Linked DNA regions of Mus musculus: regions 1 and 2 are each linked to region 3. The links are chromatin loops, found by intact Hi-C in ENCODE. Cell type or tissue: left cerebral cortex. All regions are shown on one strand.

Region 1 (8,000 bases), 230 kb after region 3:
GGATGCAGGTAGAAAAATAATCTCGAGTGAGGTAACTCAGGTGCAAATGACTAATACTATATGTTATCTCTTATATGTGGGTGTTGCTTTTAAGCTTTTGATATGTGAGTTATAATCTGAAAAACCACAGCACTCAGGTAGTTAGTAAAGGACAGAGGTGGAAGAGAGCATCTCTCTAGGAAGGGGAAACAGAATATAGTAGTTATGGAGGGACAAAGAGGAAACTAGAATAGGAGAATTAAATAGAATTAAATAGGTAACTGGATGGGAAGGCAACGGTAAAGGATGGAATATGGGGAGGAACAACTAACAGCAAGCGCATTGCAATAACCACAGGGAAACCTACTACTGTAAAAGTTTCCTAAAGTATATATGAAAGAAATCTACATGGAGTTACCAATAATAAGAAAGACAATGCTATAAGTAGATATCTAATGACAACAAGTAAAATCTCCAGGGCCAGGAATGGACTGCGTCTTGTTGAGACATCCACCTAAGGGGCTCCATGGAAACCATCAAACATCACAGGTTATTCCCAAGGCCATTGGTTACTCCTGGTAATCTGATGGTTAAGAAGATTGCTGAAGAGAACACTTTTGCCATTGAACATGGAGACACCAATGTGGTTTTGAGAAAGCTATGTTTCTCCCCCATACATTATGGTAGAAGGGAAAGCCTCAGTTGATTAACCCAGCTCTCAACATTTCTGAATTTCATTTGCTTTTGAGACACTACAACAATAACAGTCATTGCACAAAGGGGGATTAATAGGATTAATTTGTTAGAGGAATAAATAAGTGAATGAATTCATACCTCTTTTTGTGCCTTAATTGCAGCCAGGCACATTCAGAGTACCAAGCTGAGAAGGGACTTGTCCTGCTTCCTCCATCACATGATAGGGAGTAAGAGCAAACATGTGATTGCGTGTCCAGTATGGCCTAAATCTATCTGGTCAAAACATTGGGAATTGATTTCAATGTGATCACTAACCATCAGTGTTTATGTTTTTGTTTGTTTGTTTCAAATGTGACTTGGAATTCTCTTTAGTCCTTTCTTTTCATCCGCTGTCAGCCTGCTACACAAGCAACTAATTGACCCTGGATGGAAAAGGAGGTCTCCTTGGCCTCTCTGAGATTGGACCTCAGGACCTTGTGATCAGGAGTTTGACAAACCTGCAGCTGTACTGAGACTGCCTCTCTCATCCACAACTTCACATTAGAAATGTTTTAGTCTCTATACACCCTGTATCCACCGGCAGCTTTAAAGAACAAAGCATCTCTTGGATTTTGCACCCTAGCAGCTACTGCTGCATCTGAAGCATTTCACATCCAGAACAATGGCGTCCACACCCCTCTGGGATTCATCTAAGTAAGACCCTCTGAGCTGAGGGAGCAGGTTCAGGTACAACTGCCCCGTGCCCCTCCCTTACCTCATGTTTCACTCCTCTGGCACACTCACTCTTCCCTCGGGAGGCTTTCCTTCCTGCTCTTCTCTGTTTATTGACTGAATGAGTGAATGAGCAAGTAACTAGCCCTTAAGCTCATTCTCTGTCCACACTGTTCTGTTGTTGTATCCTCTGCTTCCATCTGTGTCTGCATGTGATGGCTCTCCTTCGTTGTCAAGTTGATTGTATCTGAAATTAACTAAATCCCCCAAATGGCTAGGAAAACCGGGGAGGCTTTTTCTTAGCTATATTATTTGAAGTGGACTTTTGATCTGGATCTTTGAGTTGCAAAAACACAAGCTTATTTTAGATCTTTTGAGGTGGGAAGATCCACCTTCTGCTCTGGCCTATATAAATGATACAGAAGAAGGGGCTTATGGTCTTTGTCTGCTTGTTCTTGCTTTGCTAGCAGGTCCATTCCTTCAGAATGGTATCAGAGCCTACTTATCAGGGTTCTGACATATACTGAAGACCAGCTGAGACATCCAGCCTTGTGGATTCAACTACTGGATTCTTTGACTGGACCACAACCTGTAAATCCACCTTCTCTCTCTAGAGATTCATTCTATAAGCTCCGTTACTCTAGAAAACCATGACTAAGAAAACTCTGCACAAGTAGAGACATTCCTCTTATAATTCACAAAATATCCTGTGCTTTCCTGTCCCACATACTCTTTACTACTCTAAAAGATTTGTTGAGTTTATTCTGTGGGGTCCAGTTTAATTTTGGCAGTAAAAGGACTTGTACACATCTGCCCTTTCCAGATGCAACAGCGGCTCAGGTAGATTGAGTGTATTTCTCAGGGTCCCAGAGCTGGAAAGTGTCAAGGCCTGAACTGGGAAGCAGAGGTTGAGTATCAAATACTGAGCTCTTCCTCTGCCCCAACTCCCCTGTCTCTGCCTGGTCTGCGCAGTAACTCACTCGTTAACACTCCAGATACCCAATCTCCCAACCTCCACAGCCTTGATTTAGACTGGGCTCCTGGTAATGGTTTCCTGTCCCAGAGCTGGGTTCTATCCCCTGGAACTCTGCCAGGGCATTCCAGACCAGGCTGGTATTTAGGCCCAGGCTGTAGGAGGAAATTCTCCCGCAGAGAAAGAACAACTGAGTATGTTCTTGCCGTTACAGCTTCTGGAGGCAAGTGAGCAAATTGTTGAGACTGAGCTGCGTGTGTTTCAGCACTTCAGCAGGCAGAGAAGCCCGCAAATGAGCCGCGTGTCCCGACACTGCTGCTGTCTTACTTGTATAGGTTGGAAGAGTCTTTACCTGAGGGACAGAGGTGTCGCGGCAAATCTGCCGAGTCTGTCTCTGAATTAGAAGCTGGAGCTTCTCCTTTGCAGGCCAGCAGTTATTCTCCTCACCCTCACCCCGCTGTAGCCTGAGTCCCTAGTCTGCTGTCCGAGGCTTTACTAACTAGGACTAGTCTTCTGCTAGCAAGGCCGCCTGCTGCTTCTTTCTTCCCGAAAGGAACTGTCCCGTCTCAACTCTCTGGAGATTCTGGAGCAGAAGAAAACTAGTCCGGAATCCAGACCGTCTACGGGGACCGCCCAGGATTAAATAGTCCACATACTACAAATCAATTCAAAAGGGTCCAGCTCTAGCCGCTCTGGCAGAGGTGTCATTGATGGGTTCAATGGTTGTATCTTAGAATAGGAATATCAGGTGGGACCTTTCCCAGTTAGAGGCAGGGCTACCTACATATACATGTACTGTCTTCTGAGGCTCGAGTGTGAGGCGAGCGTGATAACCGCTACACTACGGAAACGACAACGGAACCGTTTTCTCTCATTTTACAATCCAAGTCAAACACTATAACTTTGCTAAAGTGTAGTCTCGAAGTTACAGATCCACATTAACTAAGAAAACTTTGAGAAGTGCAACGAAAATAGAGATTTAAAACGATAGAGGAGAAGCGAGAACCTGTCACAGGGAAAGAATAAGAAATGCACCTCGGGCGGAGCGGAGGAGGGAAGAGTTCACGGGAAGAAGCGCGGGAGTAGGGATTCCCGCATTGAGACGCAGCGCTGCATCACAGGGGAATCGCATGCGTGTAAAACACACAGAGGAGGTTGGGAGAGCCTGATTACCTGGAGACACCTCGAGGAGAATGTTGTAGTCGCTGGAGAGCTTTTGAGAGAACCCGGGCAGGAGGTAGAGTTTAGAAATGGAAAATTGAGACTAGTGGGACGGAAGCCACATTTCATTCAGGCCAAGAGGAGGTTGGGCCATGCGATGCTGTTGGCCGTGCAGATCCGTGAGAGCACAAAAACCCTCCAATAACGCGGGCGAGTGAGCAAAGAGATGGACAAGGAAAAGATTCCAGAGAGGCGGGCAGAGAACTTACAAGTACTAAGTGGTTTAAGAAAAGTCTAAACCTGGTTAAACAGAAGAGATTCTGCACCAGTGTCTGTGGAGTGAAGGAATAGAAACGCTCAAAAACAACTGTCAAACACACAAACTAGAGCGTGCACGATGTGGGTGTGAGAAACTGGCAAGTGAGTGTGTGATGAACCTTTTGTTTAGAGTGTGAGAGCAAAGTGTAATTTTCAGTCCTAAATCTAGTTAACATAAAAACTGGAGGATGTGGGCATCGATCCCACTACCTCTCGCATGCTAAGCGAGCGCTCTACCATTTGAGCTAATCCCCCGAGTTACAGTACAGTCTTCTTGGACTTTCATTTATGCCAAGTGCCTCCACTGTTTTGTTTTTCTTCTCCATACAAGTTACCATGTCTTTTAATGCTAAAAACATAGGACGGAGACTACTATCTTCTAACTTCTCAAAAGTGTAGAGAGTGAAACTGAGAGTTCGAAAAAAAGTAATGTTTCCGCCCGGTTTCGAACCGGGGACCTCTCGCGTGTTAGGCGAGCGTGATGACCACTACACTACGGAAACACCCTCAAGAGGGTTTTCTTCCCACTTTCTACACATAGATTCCAAGGTTTCTTAGTAAATGGTTTGATGGCATTCTTTGTATATGTATGTATCACAGGGTAGCTAAGTCAATGTAACTACCGTGGCTGTCCCCCTCCATCCCTAGGACTTGGTGATCCCACTGTTCTCTGCTATTGCCAATCGAATACAAAGATTGCACACTGTAAGCGAAGTCCGGTGGAATTTGTCCCTCTGTGGCTGGTCTACCTCACTTAACACCGTGTCCTCAGCTTCTTCGTGCCAGTGATTGCAAGTGACAAAGCCTTTTTAGAAAGGGCGGAGAAGCTAACATCCCATGTGTGTCTGCTGTGTTTTCATTTGTCCACTGATGAACGGTAGCTTGATTTTGTATCTTGCTTATTAAGAGTTATCCTGCTCTGAATGTGAAGGTGTGAGTCGCCCATAAGATGAGGATTCACTACCATGAACAGAGCAAGTATGAGCCCATGACTTTGGTAATGTTCCCTATTGCTAAATTTCTAAAGGAATTGTCATGCTTGTACTTTTAATGACTGTAATTATTTATATCCCATCAAAATGATGTAAGCATCTTCTTTTCTCACACCTCAGCCACACCAGCTCTCTTCTGTTTTTGAGGATGGATAGCAAACATTTCAACTGTGGTGCTTCTCATTCTGCCTGCTCAGCTGTGTCTCTTCTTCCTGGTTCATTCCTCGGAGCAGCACCCTCGGTGTCTACAGTAATTGACATTACATCAACGTCTGCTTGCAGGAGGGAAGGCCTGAAGCAATGTCAGCATCAGGGAAAAGACTAACTCATGGCCTGGGTTGTGCACAGGCATCTGATCTTATGCTATTCCAAGCTGGGTGTTGAAATGGAAGCGCAGTGGGTGACTACACGATACAGTTGTGTTTTCATTTCTCAAGGAAGGCTCTGACTGTCCTGCTGCTTGGCACACAACTTGCATTTTGACTTTTTACCTTTAGAATTTTCTTTCCATTTTAAGTGGCTGATTATCTTTGGGGTTAGAGTTGGTGCTGGGCAAATGTCAATTAAGAATAAACATATTGACAGCCAAGCAGGGCTGGCTCCAGTCCATAAAGAAGCAGTCCTCAAAAGAATGTCCAGAACAATACTGTGTGTGTGTGTGTGTGGTTGTGTCTCACTAACCTTCGGCACTCTGACAGCCTGTCACTGACTCAAACTTTTGATCAGTTAGATCAGAGGATTGGGACATAAGGTTCCAATACTGAGTTATGAGAGAGGTAGCCTAGGAATCTTTCAGCAACCAATGGCTTAAACAAAGTAGTTTTATTATCACACCCACAAATCTGGAGACAGAAGTGACAGTGGTTACTGCAGCGTCTCCTGATGACATTGGGATTTATGCTCCTCCTGATGACCTGGGCTCCTAACGCTCACACATCAGTTCACAACTGTCAGCATCAGGATGTAAAGCCCACTGTGCACAGACATACATGAGGATAATCACCCATACACAAATTTTTTTTTTGTTAAAGATCATTTTTAAAAATGAGAGCACTCTTCCTTATATTTAACCTGCATTAGGCTGTAACTAATTTCCCGGGATAGCCATCACATAAACTAATCCATAACCCATATTGTTAACTGAGATCCAGTAAGTATGGGTAAATGACCTTAACTGCACATGACTACACACTGCATTACAAGGAGTTAGCTAGCTTTGGCTGTAACTGCACACCACAGCTCTTACATCTAGTAATGAAGTCACAAGGTACTTTCTGAACCTGAAATATCCTAGAAACACAAAGTACAGAGTTCTTAAGCCAGTTGAAGTAGCAGGCTCAATTTGTTCCACAGGACAGGGCAGGAGCCTTAAACACCCAACTTTGGAAATTGGTAGTTTGTCTACAAAATAGCTTCCCAGTCTTATTTTGAAGCATGTTCAATAACATTTCCCTCCTCCTCCTCCTCCTCCTCCTCCTCCCCCCTCCTCCTCCCTCCTCCTCCCTCCTCCTTCTTCCTCTTCTTCTTTTTCCTCTTCCTTCTCCTCATCTTCCTTCTCTTTCTCCTTTCTTTTCCTTATTGTTTTTGAGACAGGGTCTTAACATGTAGCCCTGTCTGTCCTGGAACTATCTATGTAGACCAGGTTGGCCTTGAACTCACAGAGATGTGCCTGACTCCCAAGTACTGAGATTAGAGGTTTGTACAAAGTCCAGTCAACACTTGTTTTTATCAATGTTTCATTATTGGGCTCTAGTCACACAGAACAACCACCACAGACTAGCTGACTTTCACTCTGTTCTTACCATTGTTCCTGTAGAAGAGGCTTGATGTGGACGAGTAGGCTTACAGAGTCCCAGATGAAGATGTAAATCTGACTTTTATTACCTTTGTGACTGTTTGGATCAAGACCTTCCTGATGCTCCTTATCACTGTCACAAGTAGATGACACTCTCCAAACTGGTTGTCAAAGCAAACATCACAGGTAGTGGAGTGCAGAAAGTGTATTACTTAAGATTTTTTATAAAACCTCTCCTCACAGCAACTCACTCAAAGAGTTCGTGAACATTTATTTACCAGACTGAAACACTAAAGTGTCAAAGATAATGTTGGGTCTTCATACTGATAACACCAGGGTAAAAACATCAACAATTACTGTTAAACAGGAGGAGCTACCCCTGAGGAAGGCAGTCCATGTGATAGACCCACGGTGTGGGCTGGACTGAGGAAGGAGAATGGAGATAGGAAAAGTGGTTGGAAAGGCAGGTGGAATGGATCAATGAGGGACTCATACATTACTCAGTCTTTGTTTTCTAGGTGTGGTCTTGCACTTCTTGGTTTTCAAGCTATGTATATGTGTATACATACCCACTTTCTTGTATGGATACCATATGCTAATAAAATGTAAAACATTAAAATGATTATGTTAATGCTAGTTCATCAACATCTTTCTTGCTTATTACGTTAAATGATTTATCTCACAGATGAGAAGAAGGTAACATATAGTATTCACAGCTTGACGGTTTAGAAGATTTGAGTGCAGCAGTACTGCTAGAGGTAGATCCCAGTGTGGGAAATCCATCCAGGCATCCTGACAGTCTGGACAGAAATGACCGACCCAAAGAGGAGCAAAAATCAGGCAGTGGTAGAAGAGATAGGCCTTAATAATTTATTAAAACATGTATACAAAATTTTACATAATTTTTACTGACTTCTCCTCTACCCCCTGATTATATAATATGAAAGGTTGATGAGACTGCTATCCTCTGTACTATCAAGAAATTATCATGACCCCCCACCCTCATCTTAGTTAGGGTTGAGAAGAAAGAAAATTAGACAACATTATAACATGACTACAGCCAGTGCTGAGGCTGAAGCAGGCTTATTTCCCAGTCAGCTTCTATACCATTCTAGGTCCTTGCAGAGAATAGGTTTGGTTCTTAAAGACAAAGTAATTAAATAAAGTAATAAACAAAGAGATCAAACAAGGCAATAAACTAAGCCCCCTGGTCACTGAGTCTAGGGACTTGTCAGGATGACCAAGATAAAAGGAAGGCCACACATTCCTCTCCTAAGTTTACCTTGAGCTTTGTATTAGCCCAAATGTGAATATTCTTATCTGAGCCTACTTCTTTGAGCCCAGTGACAAGTGCTTGACATATTTCTATAAGCAG
Region 2 (8,000 bases), 220 kb after region 3:
ATGGAGGTAGAAAAACTAATATCGAGTGAGGTAACCCAGATGTAAAAGACTAATATTACATGCTATCTTTTATGTGGATTTTGCTTTTAAGCTTTTGATATGTGAGCTACGATCTGAAAAAACGCAGAGATTAGCTACCCAGTAAAGAACTAGGGTGGAGGAGAGGATCCCCCAAAGAAGGGGAAACAGAAGATAGTAGCTATGGAGGGACAAAGAGGGAACTAAACTAGAGTTAAATGGGTACTTGGATGGAAGACAAGGAAAAAGGAGGGAACACGGTGAGGGACAATTAAGGACTTATCCACATCTGCCCTTTCCAGATGCAACAGCGGCTCAGGTAGATTGAGTGTATTTCTCAGGGTCCCAGAGCTGGAAAGTGTCAAGGCCTGAACTGGGAAGCAGAGGTTGAATATCAAATACTGCCCCAACTCCCCTGTTTCTGCCTGGTCTGCGCAGTAACTCACTCGTTAACACTCCAGATACCCAATCTCCCAACCGCCACAGCCTTGAGTTTAGACTGGGCTCCTGGTAATGGTCTCCTGTACCAGAGCTGGGTTCTATCCCCCTAGAACTCCGCCAGGGTGATTTCAGACCAAGTTGGCATTTAGGTCCAGGCTGTAGGAGGAAATTCTCCTTCGGAAAAAGCAACCGTATGCTCTTGCCACTGCAGCTTCTAAAGGCAACAGAGCAAGTTGTCACAATGTCAGCAGGGCATTCTAGGGTATGTGTTTCAGCACTTCACCTAGCAGAAAAGTGCGCAAATGAGCCGTGTATCCAGACACTGCTGTTTCTTCCTTATATAGGTTGAAAGATTCCTCACCTGAGGTGCGGAGGTACAGGCAAACCTGCAGAATGTATCTGTGAACTCGAACTCGGGAGCAGCTTCCTGGTCTCCGGGACTGCATGGCTGATGAGTCCGAAAATGCAGAAGCGAGGTTCTCACAGACTGCTCAAAAGCCTTTCAGGATCAGAGCATCTATGCCAGGTTCTAACACAGTGGTTCTCAACCTGTGGGTCGCGACTCCTGAGGGGTGAGGGTATCGAACGACCCTTTCACGGGAATTGCCTAAGACAACAGGAAAACACAGATATTTGCATACGATTCATAACTAGCAAAATTGCAGCTATGAATTGGCAATGAATATAAATTTGTGGTTGTGGGTCAGCACAGCATGAGGAACTGTATTAAAAGGTTGCAACATTAGTGTGATGGCTTGTATGGCCCAGGGAGTGGCACTATTAGAAGTAAGCTAGCCTCGATTAAATGTTGTCATTTATAAGTGTTGCTTTGGTCGTGGTGTCTGTTCACAGCAGTAAGACCCTAACTAAGATAGATAATTAGGAAGGCTGAGAACTACTGTTCTACAAAAAAAGTGACGAGTTGAAGTGGACATGGAAAAATGTGGAGAGCCAACAAATTCCTGGTGGCAGTGGACCGGTGTGCCTTCCTTTGGGTTGTTTGTTTGTTTGTTTTTGTTTTTCCTAGAAAGAGCATGGGGAATGTGCTCCTGCAGGTCTAGTCAAGAGACATGGTGAAAAGATCTAGCAGGCCGGGGCATGACAAACATGGTGCCAACAGCTTTTGCCTTTTGTCCTTTGCTTTTTGTCTCCCCCTTGATAAAACGTTAGATTACATTTCCAAAGCTAACCCCCAAGATCTAGTCCTTTATGTGCTGATTCGTTCTTGTGCCGGAACACCAAGGTCCAACTATCAAAGCATCAAGGTCAAAATTTATTTTTTTGAACTAACTGATTAAAAATATCCAATCAGAATTTACCAAAAAGTCCTAGTTCATTCTAACACAGACCTCGGTTTTTTTTGCCTTGCTTAATAATGGATCTCTCTTTTGCTTGAAAATTGGTGTTTGGGTGTGATCTATGTCTAATCTGGGACCCAGAGGGAAGCATCCTACAGTGCATGCGGTTCCTTTTAGATGGGTGTTTGCTCTGTTGAAAATCTGAAGAGTTCAGAAAAACAAAAAACAAAAACAAACAAAAAGAAACTGACAAGTGTTGTTCCCGCCCGGTTTCGAACCGGGGACCTCTCGCGTGTGAGGCGAGCGTGATGACCACTACACTACGGAAACACACAGCAAGCTTGCTTATTTCACTTTGCCTTCCAAGATGTGCACTGTATCCTTGCCCAAGTGTGATTCAGAAGTTACAGATCCGCACCAACGGAGACAAACGCAAGGAATGCAACTAAAGCAAAGATAAAAATCATAGTGGAGAGGCGGAATCCTGCTACAGAGAAGGATTAATGTGACTTGGGTGGCGCGCAGGGCGGAGAGAGCTCTTGGGAGGGAGAAAAGTAGGAATTCCAGCGTTAAGATGTAGCTGTGCACCGTAGGGAAATCCGGGGAAGAGCCTGATAACCCGGAGATATTCGAGGAGCATCTTGTAGCCTCTGGGGAGCTTTGGAGAGAAATTGGGCATGTGGCTCAAATGTCTCAGCAACTTGTTAAGAAAAGATTCTCATCCTCTCCCCTCTCCTTTCTCCCCTCTCTTCCCTCTCTCCTCTCCCCCTCTACCCTCTCCCTCTTCTCTCCCCTCTCCTCCTTTCCCTCTCTCCCCTCTTTCCCCTCTCTCCCCTCTCTCCCCTCTCCCTCTCCCCAACAGAGCTTAGAAATGGACTAGTGGAGAGGACGCCACTTCGCGCTTAGGCCGAGTGGAGTTTAGTCCATGAAATGCTGAACTCCAGGTAGTGCTGTACTGTGGGTAGCTCCGGTGAAGAGCAAAACAACCCTCCGATAATGCGGGTGAGTGAGCAAAGAGATGGACGAGAAAAAGAAAGGTTCCAAAGAGGCAAGAGAACACAGCACGGTTTAAGAGGAAAAGTCTAAACCTGGGTACACAGAAGCGGTTCTGACTTAATGTACGAGTGGAAGGACAAATGGAGACGCCCAGAAACAACTGACTAATGTAAACGAGTACCTGACGTGGATATGAAAACCTCTAGTTTATCTTCAGAGTGTCTGAGGAAAGCCCAAGACTAAGACTAAGGAGGGTAGTTTCAGTCCTTAATTAAGAGGAAGCGAGTACTATTCCAAGGCATAAGATGACATAAGGAATAACTGGAGGATGTGGGCATCGATCCCACTACCTCTCGCATGCTAAGCGAGCGCTCTACCATTTGAGCTAATCCCCCGACATATGGAAAAGTTTTTTTTCTTTTGTACTTCCTTTTATGCTAATTGTCTCCACTGGTCCTCACACAGGTATAGCTATGAAGCTGGAAAGCATGACAGCATAGGCTGAAACGGTGGAGCTGAGATTGTCCTAACTGCCCAAAAGTGTAGAGAATGAGCTGAGAACCTAAACACACAAGAGAAAGTGAGAAGAAAAAGAAAGGCACTGTTTCTGCCCGGTTTCGAACCGGGGACCTCTCGCGTGTTAGGCGAGCGTGATAACCACTACACTACAGAAACACCCTGAACTAATAAGTTTTCCTAGTTTCTACGGATGCATTCAAAACTTGCTTAGTAAATTACAGGATGTTGACGTTCTTTGTATATGTGTGTTATCATGGGGTTCAAAGTAACTAAGGCCTTCCCTCTCCATCCCTAGCCGTTGGTGACCCTACTCTACTCTGTTACTGCCAACTGAACACTCTGATTGCACACTGTGAGCGAAGTCCTGTGGAATTTGTCCATCTGTGGCTGGTTCACTTCACTTAACTTCACTTGTCCTCAGCTTCGTCATTTCAGTGATTGCAAGAGCCTCTTTATAAAGGGCGGAGTAGCTAACGTTCCATGTGTGTCTGCTGTGTTTTCATCTGTTCATGGATAGACAGTAGCTTGATTTTGTATTTTGGTTATTAGGAGTAATCCTGCTGTGAATGTGAAGGATTGAATGTCGCAAAAAAGACACTGAATGTTTCAGAACACCTCTATTCCACTGCTGTGAGGGGCAGGCTCTGTGGCTCTCTTCTCATTTTCTAAAGAAATTGTCATGTTAGAGCACTAGCTGCTCTTCCAGAGGACCTGACTTTGATTCCCAGCAGCCACAGATCAGTTGTTAATATAAGCGAAATAATGTAGAGTACTAGTGCGCTAATAAGAAATAAAATTATTAGTGTATGGTCAAGAAAACTTATTTATTCCTCTATAATGAGTGATGTGGCATCTTGTAAGCCTAATTGAAAAGGGTAAGTAAGCCATCTAAGATATATAGATGTAACTCTGTAATTTAACTTTGACGGTTCTATAATTAACTTACTAATATCCCGGGGCATCTACCACCTCCTTATGGCCATTTGAGGAACTGCATGCAAATATCTTAACGATTCTTTCTTGTCAGCCAACAACACACAGATTCCCCCCCCCCCCCTTTGTTTTAGCGTCTTAAGGTTTTACTGCTGTAAAGAGACACTATGATTACAGCAATTTTTATAAAGGAAAACAATTGAAGCTGGCTTACAGTTTCAGAGGTTTAGTCCATTATCTTCACGGTAAGAAGCATGACAGTGTGAAGGCAGACATGATGCTGGAGAATTCTCTATCTTGATTCACAGGCAATAGGAAGAAGACAGTGTGTCTCACTGGACAAAGCTTGAACATAGAAATCCACCCCGACAGTGACACACTTTCTCCAACAAGGCTACATCTCCTGATAGTCTCATTTTCTATGGATCAAGCGTTCAAACCCATCAGTCTATGGGAGCCATTGATATTTCAAACCACCACAGTTCACTCCCTCACCACAGGCTAGTGGCCATATCATAATGCTGAAATGCATTCAGTTCAATTTCAAAAGTCCCTATAGTCTATAACAATCTCAAACTTCCTTTAAAGCCCAAAGTTCAAAGTCTCTTCATGCAATCTCTCAACTGTAATTCCTGTCAAATTAAAATGAAAAAGCAGATCACATACTTCTAACATACAGTGACCCAGGATATACATTACTGTTCTGAAAGGGAGCACAGTTGAAGAAATACTGGACCAACAAGAGGAAAAATCAGCTGGGCAAATTCCAAACTCTGCAATTCCATGTCTGATGTCAAAGTGGTCTTCAGATCTTCAACTCCTTTCATCCTTGTTGATTGCAACACACTTCTTTCTCATGGACTGGTTCCATTTCCTGTTAACGGCTTTCCTAGGCAGGTGTCCTAGAACTCTTTCATCTCCAACATCTTGAGGTCTTTGAAGCAATCCAGGCTTCACCTTCACAGCTTCATGTAATGGCCTCTCTGGACTTTCACACAGGACACCTTTGCCACACACCTGGCCTCAGTCATAGTCACATGGCTTTCCTTAGCCATCGAGGGAGATTCCATAACTCCTTGACACTAATGCCAAAGCTGCCAAGTTTTGCTGTTTGCCTGGTCTTGAAAATGTTCAATTACATCTTCACCACTTTCTGTTTTTTATGGTTTCTTTCACTGCCTAAGCTTGAATGTCCTGGAACTTGCTGTGTAGACAAGGATGACCTTGAACTCAGAGATCTGCATGTTTATATTTCTTGAGTGATGGGATTAAAGGCCTATACCACCATGTCTAGACCTAAACTGTTCTTTAATCTTTTTCACAAGGTGGAAGTTTAGTTGGGTGGGATCTTGCTATCATCATGGTGTCTCTTCACAGTAATAGAAATCCTAAGAAAACATTTCAAGATAGGAAAGTAGAAATAGAATCACTAAGGAAAACCTAAACTGAACTAAAACTGGAGATAAATAACTTAGGATGCTAAACAGAAACTTCAGAGGCAAGCCTCATCAACAGATTACAATACATTCAAGAGAGAATTTGAAGACAGGGTAGAATAAATGAATAGCTCAGTCAAAGAAAATGCTAAAACTAAAAATATCTTGTCACAAAATATCCAGAAAATCTAATCAATGGCACACAAAATATTTTTAACAAAATCATAGAAGAAAAATTCTCAAATCTAAAGAAGGGGGTGCTGTCCAAGTAGAAGAAGCTCACAGAATACAAAATAGACAGGACCAGAAAAAAAAAAAACTTTCCAGAAACTATAATATTCTAAACTTTAAATCTGTAGAACAAAGAAACAATATTAAAAGTTGTAAGGGAAAAAGATCAATCTTATAAAGGCATGCTCCTTAGAATAACTCCTGACTTCTCAATGGACACTCTCAAAGTCAGTAGGGTCTGGACAGACGATCCACAATCCCAGAGAGACTACGGATGCTACTATACCCAGCAAAATTGTCAATCCCAACCAATGAGGAAAGAACAACATTCCACACCAAAAATAAATAAATAAATTCCTATCTACTAATCCAGCTTTACAAAAAACACTAGAGGGAAAACTTCACTCTGATGAGATTAGCCACATCCAAATAGACACAGAAAACAAATAATCCCAGAACAGTAAGTAAAGCAAAAGAGAGGGAAAATACCTCGCACCACAACAACAGATATCAGAAATTATTGATAACAGGCTAACAGATTAGAAAACAGAATCCATCTTTCTACTGAACGTAAGAAATAAATTTCGTCATCAAGGATAGACAGCATCTCATGGTAAAAGGATGAAAAAGGTATTCCAAGTAATGGTCCCAAGAAGCAAGCAGGTGCACTTACTTTAATATCAGACAAAATAGACTTCCAACCAAAACTGACCAGAAGTGATAGGGAAGGACACTACATAGTCTTTAAAGAAAAAAAACACCAAGAGAATATTGCAGTTGCAAACAGTTATGCACCAAACACAAGGCCACCCAAATTCATACTAGAAATACTACTATAGCTAAACTTGTAAATTTATAACATGTAGTGATAGTGGGTGTTTTCCATTCCCCACTTTCCTCAATAGACAGGTCAGCAAGAAAAACACTAAACAGAAATACTGCAGCTAAATAACGTCATAAGTCAACTGGACCTAGCAGACATCTACAGAACATTCTAACCAAGCACTAAAGAGCACACTATTTCAGCCTCTCATGGGACTTGCTCCAAAAATGGCCACATACCAGGACAGAATGCAAGTCTCAACAGATATAAGAAAACTGAAATAACAGTCTGCCTCTTTTCTACCCACTGTGTGTTAAAGCTGAATACCAAGAGCAAAAAAGAGTATATGGACTCATGGAAATGGACTAACTCACTACTGACTGAAAAATTGGCGAAGACAGAAACTAAGAAAGAAACCTCCTTTTAAAATGAATAGAAATAAAAATACAACATACACAGATGCACTGGACACAAGGAAGGTGGTTCTAAGAGGCAAGTTCATAACACTAATCATTTATCACACACACACGCACACACATACACACTCATGGAGTGATCTCACAGCAGTAACTTATCTGAAAGCTCTAGAAATAACAAAAAAAAATAGACAGTAATAATCAAACTCAGGGCTGACATTAATGATATAGAAACAAACTAACAAACACATAAGAAACAGTTCAAAGGATCAATGAAATGTGTTAGTTTTTTGAGAAAATTAACATAATTCACAAACTTTTAGCCAAGTTAAATAAAATACAAAGAGTAAATCTATATTAACCAAAGTAGAGACAAGAAGGGAACATTACAGCAGACACTGAGGAAACTGAGAATCATAAGAACATACTTTGAAAATCTATATTACACCAAATTGAAAAACGTACAAGAAATGGATGCATGACTTTTATGTAAGACCCATCAAAGTTAAGATCAAATAAATAATTTAACCATAACCATCCCAAAACCTCTAGTAAAATAGAAGTCCTGTCTCACTCCCTCTCAAAAAAAGGCTTGAGTCAGATAGACTCAGCCAAGAATTCTACCAAACCTTCAAAGAAGAATGAATAATACTAACTCGAATTATTCCACAAAATAGTAACTGAAGGAACACTTTCTAATTCTTTTTAAAAAGCTATTATTTTCCCATATCAAACTATGTAAAGACCCAATAAAAATTTATAGATATGTACCATTTATGGACAAAGACAAAAAGATTCTAAATAAAATACTTGCTAAGAACATATCAAAAAAGGTTTTCTACCATGATCAAATTGGCTTCATCACAGATTTGCAGGGGTGGCTCAAATA
Region 3 (8,000 bases):
CTTTATCGCATCTGTCATTAATGAAACCAAAGCCTTTGCTGTCTATAAATGCCCCGTCCCCTTAGTTTGATCAGAGATAAAGAAAGAAGTAAACAAACTGCTGGGAAGAAGTGGATCTGGATAAAGCCACAGCAGGAGAAATGAATAAGGAAGACCATTTATGATGACTCGTTTTAAAACGAAGATTGGATTTTGTCTTTTTGTGTGTGTGTGTGTGGCCATGTATATTAATTATATCATCATTGGAGTTATGATGCACCTCTCTTTGCTTCCAATATAAATAAATGCCTGCCTTGTGGCATAATCCTAGACTCCAAGGATCCCAGGTGGGATATGTTAAATTATTATTGGTTCTTAACAGAGCATGAACATTGAGAAACAGACTTGCTGGGATATCTGAGAGGACTTTGTTTTGTTTAGTTTATAGAGAAAAATGTGACAAAACTGGTCATTTGGTATTTTCTCTTGATATATTCCTTATTGTTGTCTATTTCTACACCAAACCAAGCAAAGATCACCAAGAACACATCTGCAGTCAGATGAACTGGAATTGTTGCTCTGCAAGTAAGAGTACATCATAAGAAGAAACTTGGGAAGACTCAGCAAGAAGGTGTAAGAAAGGGCTTTGCGGCACTTGCACGTGGGCTGCGTGATTTGGAGGAAGGAACAAGAGCGAGGTTTCATTCTAGGTGGATGCTACCAGGTGAACTGTTCAGATACCTAATCAGTAAAAGGCATAACTGATACACTAAGAAAGAACATTGGTTCATTACAAAAAGAAAAGATAGAATACAATGGTGTTTGTACATCAGAGTAGACTTGATGTAGAAGGTCACAGTGGAAAGAAAGGCCGTAACACCTGTGACCTATCATTATTAGTTATCAGGAGATATCCAGTGACTCTTTAATTGTCATACTAATCAAGATGTGAAATGTCTTGTTGTTTGATCAAGTTTCTACCTCATTCCATTGAAATCAAAGACGTCAGTGTGCTGTGGAGAAGCTGTGAGGTTACACAGCATCAAAAGACAAACCCTAGGGACAAACTCTGAGTCTCAGGCTAGATCCTAACTAACATCCAAGCCTGTCTCTGGACACCAGAGAATATGCTTCCATTTTTCTTCTGTACCCAATGCAATTGGGGGAGGGGAGTGTGTGTTTTAATAAGAATGAATAAGAAAAATAAGAAAAGTGGGTGATGTTGCCAGGGCTTCCTTTACTCAAGGAGGTAGGATTTGAGAAGAGAGAGTGTAAGTCTAAAGGTGTGTGTATCTATGCATGCTGGGTATATTCCTAGTTTGGGCAAAAATGAAAAGCCAAGACACCAAACAGAGACAGATCTGAGGCTTGAAATCCAAGTGCTAGATGTGGTATATCCTGAGTGCCTTCAGCTAGGTAAGTACTGAAAGTCCCGCTTGCACTTTCAATAGACAGCTAATCTTCTAAATAATGTCAACACGTGAGTGTAGGGGCTTGGGGGATGTCCCAAACAAGAGGAACCCTAAGATAAGCACACTGCACCACTGCACCCCAAACCTTTCCAAGACAGAGTCCATGCTAACAATTTCACTTTGAGTAACTTTGAAGAAAAGGAAGGAAAAACTGAAATTTTAAAAAGGGAAGCACTTGTAACTAGGTGAAGGTGAGCTAACGGGTGATTAAGGAGATGAGGTGTGGATGGATGCAGAGGAAGGAGAAGCAGAACATGGACAGAACACATTTTAAAGTGTAGCATAAAATCCACTATACCATATTACTCTTAAACAGTCACTGAATATCTCCTAATAACTAATGTTAGCTTATTGCTAACATTTCTTTTTGCATTCGAAAATATATTTTGAAGAGATTCCAGAGAAAAGATTGCTGCGGAAAAATATGGACACTCTAACAGCTAACTCTCTAACCACCCGTATACTTACTTAGCAGAGACCAGAATTGAGAAGGAGGATCCAGCCACTGGAAGAAATGTAAGCAAGATGATCCAGTAACTGGTAGAACGGCAAAAGGAAAGAAGGTCCCACCGAGATTTGAACTCGGATCGCTGGATTCAAAGTCCAGAGTGCTAACCATTACACCATGGGGCCGAGTACGACGCAATATTGTCCATAACAAAATACTTGAAGTATATTTACATACATTTTGATCTCAGCATGTGGATTAGATTTTAATTCTTGACAAGTTTACTTCAGAAAGAAAGTACAAAAAATATCTCACGTGTTCTGTCTTGTTAGAACCAAATTCATGTATAAAATCTACTGACGTTCAAACAATAATCAGTGATCCTTTACAAAGGAATTCGGCTCCAGCATAAACAAAACGAATCCCTAATCCTCGCGTCTGCACAAAACTTGGCCAGTTTAGAATCTGCAGTTTCCAACAAAAGTGGTTCCTGGTAAAACTTTAGAAAAGAAAGGTAAATACAGACGTAAAACATCTGATTTTACAGCTTGGAAGGGTTTAGATGAGCTGAGAAAATGTTCAGATGCCATGTAACTTCCTAAGGTTGCTATCTAACTTCTGAACTTGCTATAGATGCACAGATAAATTCTGAGGGAGGTGCGCCAAAAATGTCATGAGGTCCCACCGAGATTTGAACTCGGATCGCTGGATTCAAAGTCCAGAGTGCTAACCATTACACCATGGGGCCTATGCTAACGAATGCCCTTGGTAGATATTAGACCAAGAGTCAGAAGACTGATGTATATTTCTGCAATCTGGATTTGTAAAGTTGCTGTATTACTACAAAATATTTGAAGTATAGCTAGCTGCTCCTTGCAAAATGAGAACTTTGTGTTTGCCAAACCAGAGTTATCAACATTTGCTACACCGGAATTTAGAGAAAAAAGTGTCAACACCTAGAAATCTCTTGGTATATATGGACATGTGGCAAACACAAGAAAAAAGGAGCTAAGTATAAAATTCGAAGAATTTACTAGTACTTTAGGATACAAAATAAATTGCTTTACCTATTTAACCTATTTGTCCTTATCCGCATGTCACAATGAATCGATTGATCACATAATGCTAATTATATATTTTATTTTGTTACTTTTACTCTACGACAGCAATCTCTGTACGCGTTAGAAACTCTGGGTATTTTAAATAGCAATAGTATTTTTTTTTTAATTAAACTTAGCCAAAAAACAGTTTTAAATTTTGTCTGCTATTTTGACTCAGAAATTCGTCTTCCGAAACAATCTACAGGCAGGGCAAACGAAATTTTGTTTGAAGTATTTATTTCAAAACATCAAATACACTCTGGAGTAGACACGCATGTACAGGCGAGGTTTTGGAGTTCAGACAAGAAACAAACTTCAATGTCATACCGGCATGATCTTACATCTTGCTAGATTCAACAGAAGAAAATGGAATTGAAATAAAATGCAGTTCTTAACCAAAGAAAACGGAGTGTTTCAATGTTTACGCTGACGGTAGGGACAAGTTTCTACATGTCAAGAAAATACATTCACGTAGTCGGCAGGATTCGAACCTGCGCGGGGAAACCCCAATGGATTTCAAGTCCATCGCCTTAACCACTCGGCCACGACTACAAGAGCGCGTGCAGTGACAGGATATATTCCCATGAGAAGTAATTCCCTAAATATTTTTCAAACAATATTTCTGTAATGTAATTACAGATCTAGACTACTTACCGTCGTACTAAAAACAATGCGATTGGAGACTGGAAACAGGAATTATAGCCCAACAGCTGGCTGATATGAACATCCTCTGGACAGATGTGATCTGTCCAGACACTTCATGACGAAGTGATCGCAAATGTAGGAACCTGGATGACAGTCTCAGGACCTTTACTGAATACATAAGTAGTTATTACAAAATTTAACCTTGTGGTTCTTATACGAAAAGTTCGGTACTCTAAATGCTGATATTCCTAATTGAAACTTTTCCTTGAAACCTGTCCAAAAGACAAGTTAGCAGAGGATGGTTTCGATCCATCGACCTCTGGGTTATGGGCCCAGCACGCTTCCGCTGCGCCACTCTGCTGACGCGCAGCTTATAGTGTTTTGGAAATCTTTACTAAAGACAAAGCTGTTCAGTTCCTACCTATTCTGCATTATATAAAAAGTAACTTGAAACCTTTACAAGAATGTGAAAGCTAACGACGAATTCACCGACTTAGAATTTTTCCTGCTGAAAATCGGTCAAGCTGAAGCTGGAGCTCGGGAGCACAGCAAGAATTGTTTCGGGTTACAGGGCAAAAGGCACACTTAATGTCAGAACTTTTAATACCAATCTTGCAGAAGCTTTGAACTTGCCAAACCCCTTGTTTTGAATCCAATTTTTTTTTCGGTTTCACCTTTTGTTTGTTTGTGATTGGGTTTTTGTTTTGTTTTAACTTTTGTTTGTTTTGTTTTGTTTCATTTTGGTAGTTTCATAAAAGAATTACTTAAAAGTGAGAGAGTGCATTGGCCGGGAATCGAACCCGGGCCTCCCGCGTGGCAGGCGAGAATTCTACCACTGAACCACCAATGCTCCTTGTTACACTGGCGTTTTTCTTTCTTACATAGGTATCCTTGTATCTGGTTAGTTTGTAAGGGGAAAAAAGCCAATACCCAGAAAATGACAACGCAACCATTTTTAAAAGATGATTAGAAAATAGAGATTATCTCAAACAAAAATAGAGTTTTTATTTCACTGAAAGAAATGAAATGAAAGCCAGCAATATGGTCCCTCTCGTCTATCCTATTCGTTCTTCAGAACAGAGAAGTATGGTGTCTTCCAAGGTGTTTTTGGTAGCTATGATTGGCTGCTCTGGAGTAGGGAACAAAAGAAAGAAAAAACAAGAAACCGAAACAGCAGAAAACGTTTCAGTTTCCTGGACCAAATTTCTCTAAGTCCTAAATTTGGTATACAGATCTGAAGAGCATGAGAAATATCTTAAATCTTGATCGAGTTACCTAACTTTGTTCTTAATTACTTATTTCTAACAATTGGAATAAAGAGCTGGCTTACAAAAGAAAGTTTAAATGGTGCTCATTTTTTTAAAAAACTTAAAAATAAAAATTTTTAAAGAAAAAAAAAGTAAAAATTAAAACTTTTAGAAACAACCTAGGTGTGGTGGCTTACATCTGCTATTCCAGCACGGAAACTACAAAGGCAGACAGATCTCTGTCACTGTCATCCCAGACCCACCCCAGACTAAAAAGCCCGCCTCACAACCCCATCCCACCCCCGGTCTACATAGCAGTTCCAGACTGGCCAGAAGTACATCGTGAGAGCCTATCTGGCCTGGCAAGAGAAGGCCAGGCAAGCAAGGCAAAGAAAACCCAAAGATTATGTGGGTCGGATATTAAGGACGGTTTACCTGGATGGAGGATCTCTCATGAGGGCGAAGGATGTCGACTACTTTGGTCATCGGAAGGCATCCATAAACTGAAAATTTTCTTTTCCAAAATCATGCTTTTGAGTCTTGGGTAGAAGACTGTTACTGGACACATAGTACAAAATATTTTATAACCACCCCAAAAGGCTGCGTGCAAGCCAATAAGCAGTCATTCGGGGTCTTCTGCTGAAATGAAACTGTGGGAGATAAACTCGTGTTAATAAGGAGAGCAAAAAAGTTAAATTTATGAGAAAAACGGTAGATAGACAATCCTTTAGCTACAATGGCGTTAAAGTACTTGTAGCTTGATGTGATGGGACAACCCTGTAGTCCATCACATGGGCTGTAAAACAGCAGCAGGGTCAAGGTCATCCTCAGCTATCAAGGTTCAAACCTGGCCTAAACTACACATATAGGCCCTTGCCTCAGATTCTCCCAGGGTTAATGAGTGCTACCTGGCAGGATCTTGTTTGTTTGCTTGGGGTCGTTGTTTGGTTGGTTTTCTGTTTGTTTGTTTGTTTGTTTGTTTGTTTAAACAAAGTCTCACTGCATTGCTCCATCTGGCCTGGAACTCACAGAAATGGAGCTGCCTCTGCCTCCTGAGGACTGGATAAAAAGTGTGCCACTATGCCTGACTAGTCTCAATTTTTTTAATCTTTGAGTCAATACCCTATAGAAATACATTAGGCAGAACCTAACATTTCAAATATTAGAGTCATTAAATATGGTTAAATATCCTTGTCAGATGTGGTCACTAGAAGTCGTACTGGAGTCAACAGAAAAGAAGACAGAAATGCTGAACTCAAAAATGAGTCTAGGCCAGGCAGTGGTGACACATGCCTGTAATCCCAGCACTTGGGAGGCAGAGGTAGGCGGATTTCTGAGTTCGAGGCCAGCCTGGTCTTCATATGAGGTAAAATAAAAATGACACTGACAGAAGCAGTCTGCCTCTAAACATGAACATAAACTCCTTTGCTAGGACCTCAACTCCATTGGCAGAACCAAATCAATGACAGTAACTAGGCTGAAGGGAACGAGGCTCTAGGGAAAGATTCTCACTAAAGCGGACTCAGTTTTCTGGTGTTAAAAAGTCAAAATGTCTCTGGGAAATGGGAGTGCATGCCTTTAATCCCAGAAGTAGGCAGATCTTTGAGTTCAAAGCCAAACTGTTCTGTAGAGTGAGTTCCAGGGCACTCAGGACTACACGAGGAAACTGAGTCTTGAAAAAGCAAAAAACAAAATAAAATTTAAAAAATATATATCATTTCTTAGTTTGTAGGGGAATGTATAAAACTAGAATCTTGGTGCTGAAACAAGAAGATTCGAGGTTCAAATTAGGCCTACCTGGGCTACATGAAACTATAGCTCAGCTTTGCCTCCCCACCCCAAAGTCTAGAATCTTTATAACCATGGGTCATGTCCCCTTAATCCTCTGGTCATTGTTCTCCAGAATGGGTTGGTGAGACGGCCTTCCCGAAGCCCAGCACCCACAAGCATTTCCTCTCTGACCACACGTCAGTGCGGCTTCCTTGGACACTCTTGTTATGAGGTCTCAAGCATGCTCTGCCTAGCCCAGTTTTAGTAAGAATCCTGCCAAACCATGCCGTACCAGCTAGTGAGGGTCCTCCATGACGCTCCTCTCCCAGCCTCGCCCAGCAACCGTCCATAAGCCTCAACCGCCCTTGCTAAGCCTCAGGACAGAGGAGTTCAGCTGTTTATTGCAGCCTCTTTCTCCACTGCAGTCACTCGAATAAAATCTGCCCGGCCATTTTTAAAAAGGTTAATTATTTGTGTATATGTATAAACAAAGTATTTATTTGTGTGCGTATATGTGTTTACCCAGCCTCAGCATGGAGAGTGGTTCTGAGAGACGGGGTGTCTGGGAGCATCGAAAAGAAAGGCTCGAAGTCAAATCATAGATCCTAGCTGAAGACATGTGTTCTGCTTGCTATTCTAAGAGATCTCTCTGTTCATGTCGTGTGTGTGTATGTGTGTGTGTGTGTGAGAGAGAGAGAGAGAGAGAGAGAGAGAGAGAGAGAGAGAGAGAGAGAGTTCTACAAGCAATTCTCTCTTTTATTCTAAAAAATTCTGTAGATAGCTCATCTCCTGCAGAACACAGGTCCGGTGTTTTATTTTATATATTAATCCAGTCATTTACTCCAGGTTTCCTTTTGTCTTATGAAACAGCATCCAGTGACCCCAGCCCTTTGATTCTTAGGTGACAGCAAACATGCATTTTTCTTAACTTTGCAAAAGAATTCAGAGATCTGTCTGCCTTTGTTAAACACAAACAATAAACTAGTTGGGTGGAACCTTGTACTGAAATTATCATTTCTAACCATACCTAGGAACCTCACTCTGGCCAAGGCTGACCTTGAACTCATGAATCCACCTGCCTTTGTATAATTCATATTGCATGCATCCTTACAGTTTGCAGAATTGAGAAATTCTTATATATTTTCAAACTCATGTGTTTAGAGTTCTTTTCCACAACTCTAAGTGCTGTCCTGAAGGACCCAGCATTTGCCATTTGCCAAAGGACACAGCCACACCTTTGCCTCATGCTCTCTGATTATCAAGGAGTCATTAACATCAACTGGAAGGACATTCCTCAGAGGAATGTGGAATATGCACATTATTATACAAACAAGCCCCA

Evidence for each region. Hi-C counts contacts between places; a loop is a spot of excess contacts. Peaks named below come from ENCODE experiments on the same cell type or tissue, not always from the same donor. Only the 100,000 strongest peaks of a DNase experiment are listed, where the experiment ranks them.
Region 1: it touches region 3 in a loop (4-fold over the local background); 5 of 42 quality-filtered maps call a loop at or near these places.
Region 2: a loop joins it to region 3, with 3 times the contacts of the local background. A loop is called at or near these places in 15 of 42 quality-filtered maps.

What each region holds. Positions count from the first base shown.
Region 1 is chr13:23,281,742-23,289,741 of GRCm38, reverse strand. All of the region lies in intron 1 of 4930557F10Rik (RIKEN cDNA 4930557F10 gene), which reads left to right. 4933404K08Rik (RIKEN cDNA 4933404K08 gene) reads right to left here. Exons shown (of 4, transcript NR_046038.1): 4 at 7,475-8,000. Gm40832 (a long non-coding RNA gene) reads left to right here and starts at 2,996. Exons shown (of 2, transcript XR_873169.1): 1 at 2,996-3,940; 2 at 4,951-5,419. n-TVaac4 (a tRNA gene) reads right to left here and starts at 4,341; the gene lies at 4,269-4,341. It also overlaps n-TAagc10. In left cerebral cortex, no CTCF peak of the experiment used is centred here; DNase peaks (open chromatin) are centred at 3,478, 3,649, 4,119, 4,295 and 1 more place; H3K4me3 peaks cover 2,010 bases.
Region 2 is chr13:23,294,209-23,302,208 of GRCm38, reverse strand. The region is part of intron 1 of 4930557F10Rik (RIKEN cDNA 4930557F10 gene); the gene reads left to right. It overlaps n-TVaac6 (a tRNA gene), which reads right to left and starts at 3,428; the gene lies at 3,356-3,428. n-TAagc11 (a tRNA gene) reads right to left here and starts at 3,148; the gene lies at 3,076-3,148. It overlaps n-TVcac4 (a tRNA gene), which reads right to left and starts at 2,087; the gene lies at 2,015-2,087. In left cerebral cortex, a CTCF peak has its summit at 4,241; DNase peaks (open chromatin) are centred at 2,107, 3,144, 3,361, 4,269 and 1 more place; H3K4me3 peaks cover 2,134 bases.
Region 3 is chr13:23,513,697-23,521,696 of GRCm38, reverse strand. It overlaps n-TGgcc6 (a tRNA gene), which reads right to left and starts at 4,494; the gene lies at 4,424-4,494. It overlaps n-TMcat6 (a tRNA gene), which reads right to left and starts at 4,005; the gene lies at 3,934-4,005. n-TStga1 (a tRNA gene) reads right to left here and starts at 3,551; the gene lies at 3,470-3,551. n-TQttg4 (a tRNA gene) reads right to left here and starts at 2,647; the gene lies at 2,576-2,647. It also overlaps n-TQttg5. In left cerebral cortex, no CTCF peak of the experiment used is centred here; DNase peaks (open chromatin) are centred at 3,501, 4,012, 4,409, 4,726 and 2 more places; H3K4me3 peaks cover 3,160 bases; H3K27ac peaks cover 338 bases.